Linked DNA regions of Homo sapiens: region 2 is linked to region 1. Evidence: read pairs that join two places in POLR2A ChIA-PET (ENCODE). Cell type or tissue: GM12878. All regions are shown on one strand.

Evidence for each region. Peaks named below come from ENCODE experiments on the same cell type or tissue, not always from the same donor. Only the 100,000 strongest peaks of a DNase experiment are listed, where the experiment ranks them.
Region 2: POLR2A ChIA-PET joins it to region 1 with 12 read pairs; 24 of 35 experiments call an interaction of 5 or more read pairs at or near these places.

Annotation. Positions count from the first base shown.
Region 1 is chr17:68,442,289-68,447,288 of GRCh38, reverse strand. WIPI1 (WD repeat domain, phosphoinositide interacting 1) reads left to right here. Exons shown (of 13, transcript NM_017983.7): 4 at 2,700-2,796. It also overlaps a transcript of ARSG not described here and a transcript of PRKAR1A not described here. Among named protein-coding and RNA genes, the nearest start is that of WIPI1, 13 kb to the left of the region's middle. In GM12878, no CTCF peak of the experiment used is centred here; no DNase peak of the experiment used is centred here.
Region 2 is chr17:68,232,063-68,237,062 of GRCh38, reverse strand. It overlaps a transcript of AMZ2 not described here. Among named protein-coding and RNA genes, the nearest start is that of AMZ2, 13 kb to the left of the region's middle. RefSeq lists an enhancer at 1,356-1,415. In GM12878, no CTCF peak of the experiment used is centred here; a DNase peak (open chromatin) is centred at 1,944; H3K27ac peaks cover 1,307 bases.

The sequences.
Region 1 (5,000 bases):
TATGGAATCAAGACAGCTGTATGATGTATTTAGATTTGCATACTTTTACAGTTCTTTTGCAGTCTCCTCCCAGGGGCCCTTGCTATCCAGATGGAGGCTGATTGGCTCGAAGCCTCTGAGGCCAAATCTGTGGTGTTCTAGGGCAGATGCTATAAATATTTTGTAATTGATAAAAGGAGTTATTGCTTATAAAACCTAGAAAAGTAGATGAAATTCAAAGCAACAGACAAGGAGCTGAGTTGAAGGCAAGACCATGGTTCTGCGGGGGCTGAAAACTGATAGTTAAAAAAGCAATCAGCAGCATCGTGCCCACCCCAGAAGCATGCTCTCACACGAACTAAGAGTGCATCCTCGTTCCCTCCCAGTGTTTTCTCTCTGTTTCCCTCTGCGTTTAGTCTTATCTGCAGCCAGCATGAGGGTGACCTGAAATTCAGCTGAGTGAGCCGCAGAGCAGATGGTGCCATCAGAGCTCTTGGGAAAAAAATGCAGATCAGATCAGATGGGCTAGATGTAGATGCTGTTTCTAGGAGAGGCATATGTCAAGGCCCCGCTATCCCAGGGATTGGGTGTGGGGCTGGGAGGGGACACAAGAGGATATCAGAAACCTCTGAACAGAAGGAAGCATAGAACCACGTAGTTCTAACCACGGCATGTGCTGGCAAAAGGCACAGTGATTGGATAAGTCAGAGAATATTTCACAGAGGAACACTCATATTTATCATCAATTTTGAGAACCTGTTAGAATTTTTTTAACCCTCAGTCCCCAGTCTCAGACCTACGACAGAGCCTTAGGTAAAACTGAGAAAGGGCTGGGCACAGTAGCTCATGCTTGTAATCCCAGCACTTTGGGAGGCCGAGGCAGGAGGAGCTCTTGAGCTCAGGAGGTAGACTAACCTGGACAACATAGTGAAACCCGGGTCTCTACAAAAAATACCAAAAAATTAGCCAGGCATGGTGGCGCACACCTGTAGTCCCTGCCACCCGAGAGGCTGGGGTGGGAAAATGGACTGAGCCCCAGAGGTTGAGGCTACAGTGATCTGTAATCCTGCCACTGCACTGCAGCCTGGGTGACAGAACGAGACCCTGTCTGAAAAAAAAAAAATTGAGAAATGTGTTTAAATTTTATTTTTCTGCTTGGTTAACACTGATGACCTTCATCATTCTGAGCCATGGATAGTCTTCCTTGGGGAATAGCAGGGCAGGCTTTTCCCAGGAGCAGAGCCTGCCTCTTTTGTGTGGTATTTTTTGGTACCTTCCCTTCTAGCTGATGTTCCCTGGAATAAAAGGAGCTGGCTGAGACCAGTGGTTCTTGAGCCTCAGTGTGCATCGCAATCACCTGGTATTCGTCTAAAAACTTCCCAAACCAGAATCTCCGGGGAGAGCCCAGGGCTTGCTCCTTGGGCAGCTCCTTGGGCATCCAGGTCTAAGAAACACTGGCCTGAGGGGAGCCAAGTCAGGCATGTGCAGGGGTGGTCGGCAGCTGCTCAGATGTGCGAGGAGCTGCCCAACCAGAAATGCCTTCCTGACACCTCCTCACCAGCACCGATGTCTGCCCTTGTACTGGGCTATGCGTTATATTCCTTTAAACACCCGATACATCAACCCTGTGGCCTGTTTTCACTTAGCTGAGAGCACAGCCATTGGGAAGAGGCTCTGAACCTGACAAGCTTTCATGTGGAGAGGAAGAGAAGGGTCTGGCAGCAGTGGGGAGAGCAAGCACCAGAGAGAGGAGCCCAGGAAGGAACAGTGGGGACGTGGGGCACTGGGGTGTTCAAATGGGGCCGAAGCCCTTCTCCTTTTCCCTTTGCCAGGGCTCAGACAGCGGCCCAAAAGCAGGCCTGGAGGAGAGTCTGAGTAGAAATAAGTTAGAGCTGGTAATTATTCAGAGAGGGGTAAAACCTAAGATTTGGTGATGGAGAGAAAGCAAAGAAACCCATTTTTATATAGGAGGGAGACCTGTGCTATAAACACTGAAAGGCAGCCTGTTAGATGGCAGTGGAAACTACAGAAGGCACATGAAATTGTCTTACATGGCACAGGGGGTCTGATCAGAAAGTGTTCAGAAGTCCTGTTGAACGCGGTGGCTCAGGCCTATCATCCCAGCACTTTGGGAGGCCGAGGCGGGCAGATCACCTGAGGTCGGGAGTTCGAGACCAGCCTGATCAACATGGTGAAACCCCGTCTCTACTAAAAATACAAAATTAGCCAGGTGTGGTGGTGCATGCATGTAATCCCAGCTACTCAGGAGGCTGATGCAGGAGAATTGTTTGAACCCTGGAGGCAGAGGTTGCAGTGAGCTGAGATTGCGCCACTGCACTCCAGTCTGGGTGACAGAGTGAGACTCCTTCTCAAAAAAAAAAAAAAAAAAAAAAAGTGTTCAGGATCCCTGTTCTAAGGAAAGAAGGAGAAGGAAGAGAGGGAGGGAGGAATGGAGGGAGGGAAGAAGGAAGGAGAGAAGTAAAAACAATCTTAATTTCTAATAAAATTTCTTAAGATCTTGCATTTTATGCTTGTGTTCAGGTGGATGATTACATGTGTATGTGTGTACATCCATAAACACAATCTTCAAAATGCATCATCAAAATTCTGCTTTAGGCTTAGAATCAAGTTAGGACTCATATGAAAGATGAATGATTTGGATTTGGTCAGGGTCTTTGTAAGGAACGGTTCGGTAGACTGATAAGTCTGTGTGATTACAGAGGCTGCTGGTTTGCCTAGAAGAGTCCATTTATATTCACAACATTAAAGACATGAAGCTGTTGAAGACCCTCCTGGATATTCCTGCAAACCCAACAGGTGAGCTCCAAAAATGGAACAAATGTCCCTGAAATTTCATGTCCTGGTGCTTCTTTCCCAAGCTTTATTTTCCTCCAAATTGCGAACGTGAAGCAGTGTTTGCTTTTTGAGTCTTAGTGAGGTTTATCTCGAAGCTTTGTCTTAATGGCGGCAGATTCAAATTATGTCAGGCTGTGTGTCCTGCAGGGGGGCTGTGTGCCCTTCATTGCAGTCCAAGAATAACAACACCCTTTGTCTGGGACCCATATCAGCAAATGTGTCAAGGCACGTAAGGTAGACATGTAAAAGATTTCAAGCATCTGCTGTTGAAAAGTGTTTACCCCTAATTGTTTTTTGTGGTTCGTTCAGTACAGAGTAGGCGTGATAATTAGAAGCAGGTTTCAACTTGGCGTGTCTGCATGGCCAGCAAAAAGACAATCTGAACCATAAAGAATATGTTTTATTACATGACAAAGAAATCTCTCTACTTCGACGATATGCTAGGATATTAAACCTTACTGAATTCTCGGGATTTAACACTATTTAATACATTCCTGGTGTATAAGAAGAGGAATGGTTTGGATTTGTTATATTGAAATAGCAGATGACATTATATGAATTCATCAAGCTAGGAGTAAACAAGAAAGAATTCCTTCATTGTGTGGTGGGGTGAGGAGTCAGCACACTGGAACAACTTGTACATTTAATGACTCCAGATTAATATTTGCAGATTATATTTCAGTTTGGTATCATTGAACAACTGCTTCTATTATATTTCAGTTTAGTATCATTGAACAACTGCTTCTATTTGCTGTTTCTGAGTTATTTGGCTTTCACTGAATTTCAAGATCTATCTGGGTGCCATCCAAGTCACCTAGACTTTTTGAACCTTGGTTCCCTTATGAATAATACCCATCTCCCAGGGTTGGCTGAGAATTAAACAAGGTAATGTTTGTGAAAGTGACCAGCACAGGAACTGCCATGCATGAAATACTTCTGATGCCTTCTCTTCATTCCAATTCTATAAATGGCCCTTGGCTGTTGATTTCAGTGCTTTCACATTTCAGCTATGGCAAAAGGATATTTTAAAAGAACAAAGCTAGCCGGGTGCGGTGGCTCACACCTATAATCGCAGCACATTGGGAGGCCGAGGCGGGTGGATCACCTGAGGTTAGGAGTTCAAGACCAGCCTGACCAACATGAAGAAACCCTGTCTCTACCAAAAAAATACAAAAATTAGCTGAGCATGGTGGCGAGTGCCTGTAATCCCAGCTACTTGGGAGGTTGAGACAGGAAAATTACTTGAACCCAGGAGGCGGAGGCTTCAGTGAGCTGAGATCGCACCACTGCACTCCAGCCTGGGCAACAGATCGAGACTCTGTCTCAAAAAACAATGAATAAATTAAAAATAAATAAATAAATAAAAGAACAAAGCCATTGAGGCTGTTAGGGAGTTCTGTGAGATAATGACTTTGAAGCACATTTTCTGAAATGGAAGACGGTACGTGAAGAAGCTGTGGGTGGTAAGTTTTTCCCTTAGAAATGAGAGGCTGAAATCATCTGGACAAGTATCTATTGCAGACATTCTTTGTGCTTGGCACCATAGTAGGCACCATTAGGCAACCTCATACCAGGAGCCCAAAATCTAGTTGTCACGAGTTCCCTTCAACAGTCTGTCTGAGGTGGTCTGAGACAGGTGCGCCAGCAGCCTTTGGCAGGGGTGGAACCATGTTTAACTCTGGGGTGCGGACACAGTTGAAGGGAGCATGTGCTCTTCTGATCAGGAATGAGAGGCCCCTGAATCTGCATAGAGCTTGAGGCTGGCAGGGCCTGAGCTGGGCCTTCAGGGATTTGGGGAGGGACATCGGGCATGCAGAAAGCTAGAAGCTGCCTGTGGCTCTCAGTTTCTCTGAAGAGAGGGGAGTGGACAGTAAATGCCACTTACTCCTCACACCTGTTGCACACTTGACCCCCAGAGGACAGGGTTGCTTCAGGACTGAGCACCCTCCCTTGCAAACAGATGTTTCTCCTTTTTTTTTTTTTTTTTTTGAGACACAGTCTCACTCTGTTGCCCAGGCTGGAGTGAGGTGGTGCAATCTCAGCTCACTGCAACCTTCGCCTCCCGGATTCAAGTGATTCTCATTCCTCAGCCTCCTGAGTAGCTGGGACTACAGGTGCCTACCACCACACCCAGCTAATTTTTTGTATTTTTAGTAGAGATAGGA
Region 2 (5,000 bases), 210 kb after region 1:
TGCTCTCACAATAAAATATTATGTAGTCATTAAAAAGAACAATCTCATGCTATGCGTATTATCATGGAAGGATGTCCCCAAGATCTTGCTGAAATGTTTTAAAAAGTCCCAAGCAGTGTATATATAATTTGAAGCTATTTATATAAAAATATGGGTGTATATGTGTGTAAAAAAGGATGTTTGGGCCGGGCATGGTGGCTCACGCCTGTAATCCCAACACTTTGGGAGGCCAAGGTGGGTGGATCATTTGAGGTCAGGAGTTGGAGACCAGCCTGGCCAACATGGTGAAACCCGTCTCTACTAAAATATATATAAAAAAAAAATTAGCTGGGATGTGGTGGTGGGTGCCTGTAATCCCAGCTACTGGGGAGGCTGAGGCAGGAGAATCACCTGAGCCTGGGAGACAGAGGTTGCAGTGAGTTGAGATCTCCCCAGTGCGCTCCAGCCTGGGCAACAAAGTGAGAATCCGTCTCAAAAAAAAAAAAAAAAAAAAAAAGGATGTTTGCCAAATGTTAATAATGTTAGAAGGAGGGCTTTTTGTGCTGTTTTACTTTCTTCTTGATATTTTTTAGCAATATTTATTTTGCAATGAGCATTTACTAGCTTTATTTTTTTTAACTATTTACCTTGAAAAAATTATGTAAATCTATACTTACTATATAAAATACATTTATTTTGTAGTGAGTGAAAATGAGGGTTACCAAACATATACATAGTATAATATCATGTTCATATGTTATAGTTTTATATATAAATTTACATAGTTTAAGTGTTTATAAACACAAAAATACATATTCACACATTTGATATATATAATGTGCATATAAATTTTACATGTATATATAAAACGTTTTAAAACATTTTTTTAAGATTACTCTTATATTTTGAATAATAATTGTATTTCCATTCTGGGGAAAAGAGTAATATTTTGGAAACCAGATGCAGTGGCTCATTCCTGTAATCCCAGCACTTTGGGAGGCCGAGGCGGGTGGATCACCTGAGGTTAGGAGTTCGAGACCAGCCTGGCCAACGTAACAAAACCCCATCTGTACTAAAAATACAAAAATTAGCCAGGCATGCTGGCGGGCACCTATAATCCCAGCTACTTGGGAGCCTGAGGCAGGAGAATCGCTTGAGCCCGGGAGATGGAGGTTGCAGTGAGCCAAGATTGTGCCACTGCATTCCAGCCTGGTGGACCAAGTGAGAAACTATCTCGAAAAAAAAAAAAAGTAAGATTTTGGGCTAAGTCTTGGAGGGGTAGGGACGGCCAGTCCACGGCAGCCCAGGCTGAGGGCACAGCACGTACCAAAAAGCCACAGCAGAGCAGGGTCACACGTGGCACACGCTGCTCCTGGCACCTGATAGCACCAGTGTTCTGTCCTCCTGGAAACTCTCCTCTTGCTTTTCTGGGTCACTGTTCTCTCTGGGCTGCCCAGTCAGCCAAGCAGGCACCGAGAGGGGCCCTGAGGGATTGAGGCTGTCCCGGATAGGGGCTCCGTAAGGGGGAAGCCAACCTACTTTGCAGTGTTCCTGAGGCTCAGGCCCGTGTGCCACAGTGAGAGGGCGCGAACTCCACGGTCTGTGGACTTGGGTTCAGCTGAGGCACCACCAGCTCCTGGGTGGCCCTCAGCCAAGGCACTTTACCTCCCTGGGACTCAGTGTGTTTATCCAGGGGTATGAACAATAAGAACCTCTGGCCCACAGGCTTAATGAGAGAATTAAATAAGACATGGGAACAGCTCCTTTCAACTGTTTATTACCAGAAGGTGCCCAATAACCAGGCATGGCAAAAGCCCAAAGGCAAAAACACAAAGCCCTGACATTTAACAAGTTGTTTTTTTGCTAAGAAACCAGCGCTGGAGACAAGTACTTGTGATATATCCTCGTGGTTGGATGTGTTGGTCACAAGTTCTAATTACGGAAATGCCCGCTGACAAAAGGGCCTGTTGATGTGAGTCACTATGAGTGGTTTCACTCTCTAGGCCTGGGCTGCTCCTAGGAATCATTTGCAGATACATCTATCTACCTATCTTTTTTCTTTTTTTTAAGATTGGAGTTTTGCTTTTGTTGCCCAGGCTGGAGTGCAATGGCACAATCTCGGCTCACCACAACCTCCCTCTCCTCGGTTCAAGCGATTCTCCTGCCTCAGCCTCCGGAGTAGCTGGGATTACAGGCACCCGCCGCAATGCCCGGCTAATTTTTGTATTTTCCTAGAGACAGGGTTTCACCATGTTGTTGGCCGGGCTGGTCTCCTAGCTATCTTTTTTTTTTTTTTCTTTTTTTTGAGACAGGGTCTCACTCTGTCACCCACTCTTCACTCTGTGAAGTGCAATGGCACCATCAGGGCTCACTTTAGCCTTGACCTTCTGGGCTCAAGCATTCCTTCCGCCTCAGCCCTCTGAGTAGCTAAGACTATAGGTGTGTGCCACCATGCCCAGCTAATTTTTTTATTGTTGTTTTGAATTGTAGTATAGATGTCTCACTATATTAACCAGGCTGGCCTTGAATTCCTGAGCTCAAGCAATCCTCCCACCTCGGCCTCCCAAAGTGCTGGGATTACAGGCATGAGCCACTGCACCCAGCCAATAAGATACATGTTTTTATTAAAATAATGCAGTGATTTTTTTTTTTTTGAGACAAGGTCACATTCCGTTGCCCAGGCTGTGCACTCACTGCAGCCTTGACCTCCTGGGCTCAGGCGATCCTTTCACCCCAGCCTCCATGTAGCTGGGACTACAGGTATGTGCCACCACACCTGGTTAATCTTAATTTTTTTTTTAGAGATGGAGTCTTGCTATGTTGCCCAGGCTGGTCTTGAGCTCCTGGACTCCAGTGATCCACCCGCCTCAGCCTCCCAAAGTGTGCCACCACACCCAGCTAATTTTGTATTTTAAGTAGAAACAGGGGTTCTCCATGTTGGTCAGGCTGGTCTCGAACTCCTGACCTCAGGTGATCTGCCTGCCTCAGCCTCACAAAGTGCTGGGATTACAGGTGTGAGCCACCGAGCCCGAATGCTACTTGTTCTTGTTACACATTTATATGCTGAAGAAATGGAATCTACGATTTGCTGTAGTAGCAATCCAGAAAAACAAAGCGTAGTTGTTGGAATAAAACACGACTTATTGACATTGAGTGTCACCTGGGGGTGACCCAGCACAGCAAGAATGGATCAGCTTAAGCAGGTGTGGTGGCGTGCACCTGTGGTCCTAGCTACTCAGGAGGCTGAGGTGGGAGGATCGCCTGGGCTCAGGAGGTTGAGGCTGCAGTAAGCCAAGATCATGCCACTGCACTCCAGCCTGGGCAACAGAGCAAGACCCTGTCCCAAAAAAAAATAAATAAAAATAATAAAAATAAATTAAAAATAAAAAATAAATAAAAGAATGGACCACCCTTGTAACATCCAAGCTCATAGAGAGAATGATGTAGAAAAACCCCAATGGCTTTGTATTGAATCATCACCCTCAGAGGGCTGGGGACATAGGTTCATAGATCAGCACCTTCACTCCCAGGAGGCAGGGGAAGACAATTTCTCTCTTTTTTTTTTTTTTTTTTTTGAGACATAGTTTCGCTCTTGTCGGCAGGTTAGAGTGCAGTGGTGCGGTATCGGCTCACTGCAACCTCCGCCTCCCAGGTTCGAGTGATTCTCCTGCCTCAGCCTCCCGAGTAGCTGGGATTACAAATGCCCACGACCACGCCCAGCTAATTTTTACGTTTTTAGTAGAGACGGGCTTTCTCCTTGTTGGCTAGGCTGGTCTCGACCTCCTGACCTCAGGTGATTCACTTGCCTCAGCCTCCCAAAGTGCTGGGATTACAGGCGTGAGCCACCACGCCCAGCCAGGAAGCCAATTTATAACAAGCTTTCTTGGTAAACATGGGTAATTAGTTGATGACCCTAATGGTCCCTACCCCTCAAAGTTTGGTGCATCCTCTTTGTCCCAGCCATGTGAGGACACAACATGTAGCTGGCCATCTGGGGACCAGGAAGAGAGCCCTCCCCAGAACCCAACCATGCTGACACTTGACTTTGGACTTCTTAGCCTCTGCTGTGAGTGATGAATGCTTGTTGTGTAATCCACCCAACCTGTGATACTCTGTGGTAGCAGCCCAAGCTGACTAAGACACTTGGCAAGTGCATCTCCACAATAAGATCCAAGCCATCTCAGCCTGGAAGTTGATGCTTCCAGATGGTGTTGAGGAGAATGAACAAAGTTTGTCTCTCTTTTTTTTGAGACAGAGTCTTGCTCTGGCTGGAGTGCAGTGGTGCAATCTCAGCTCACTGAAACCTCCACCCCCTAGGTTCAAACAATTTATCGTGCCTCAGCCTCCCAAGTAGCTGGGATTACAGGCATGCAGCACCACACCCAGCTGATTTTTGTGTTTTTAGTAGAGATGGGGTTTCGCCATGTTGGCCAGGCTGGTCTCGAACTCCTGACTTCAAGCGAACCACCCACTTGTCCTCCCAAAGTGCTGGGATTATAGGCATGATCCAAAACCACACCCAGCCCAAAGGTTTTCCTTTGACCTTTCATTTTCTATTGTTGATCAATCTCTTTTTTTTTTTTTTTTTGAGATAGGGTCTTGTTCTGTCACCCAGGCTCGAGTGCAGCAGTGTGATCACGGTTTATTGTAGCCTCAGACTCCCAGACTCAAGCAATCCTCCTGCTTTAGCCTCCTGAGTAGCTGGGACTAGAGATGCAGGCCACCACACCCAGAAAATTTTTATTTTTTTGTAGAGATGGGGTCTCATTATGTTGCCCAGGCTGCTCTCATACTCCTGGGCTCCAGTGATCCTCCAACCTTGGCCTCTCAAAGCACTGGGATTATAGACGTGAGACATCACGTCCAGCCCTAACCCCCTTTCTGATTGGCACGTTCTTAAGGTACCTTACAAGAGGTTAGAAGTGTTTTTGTAAATATACCTTTTTTTTTTTTTTTTTTTTTTACAAACTTCAGTTGTAATCAAGTCTTGCTAAAGAACACATTCTGATCTCTTAAGGTAA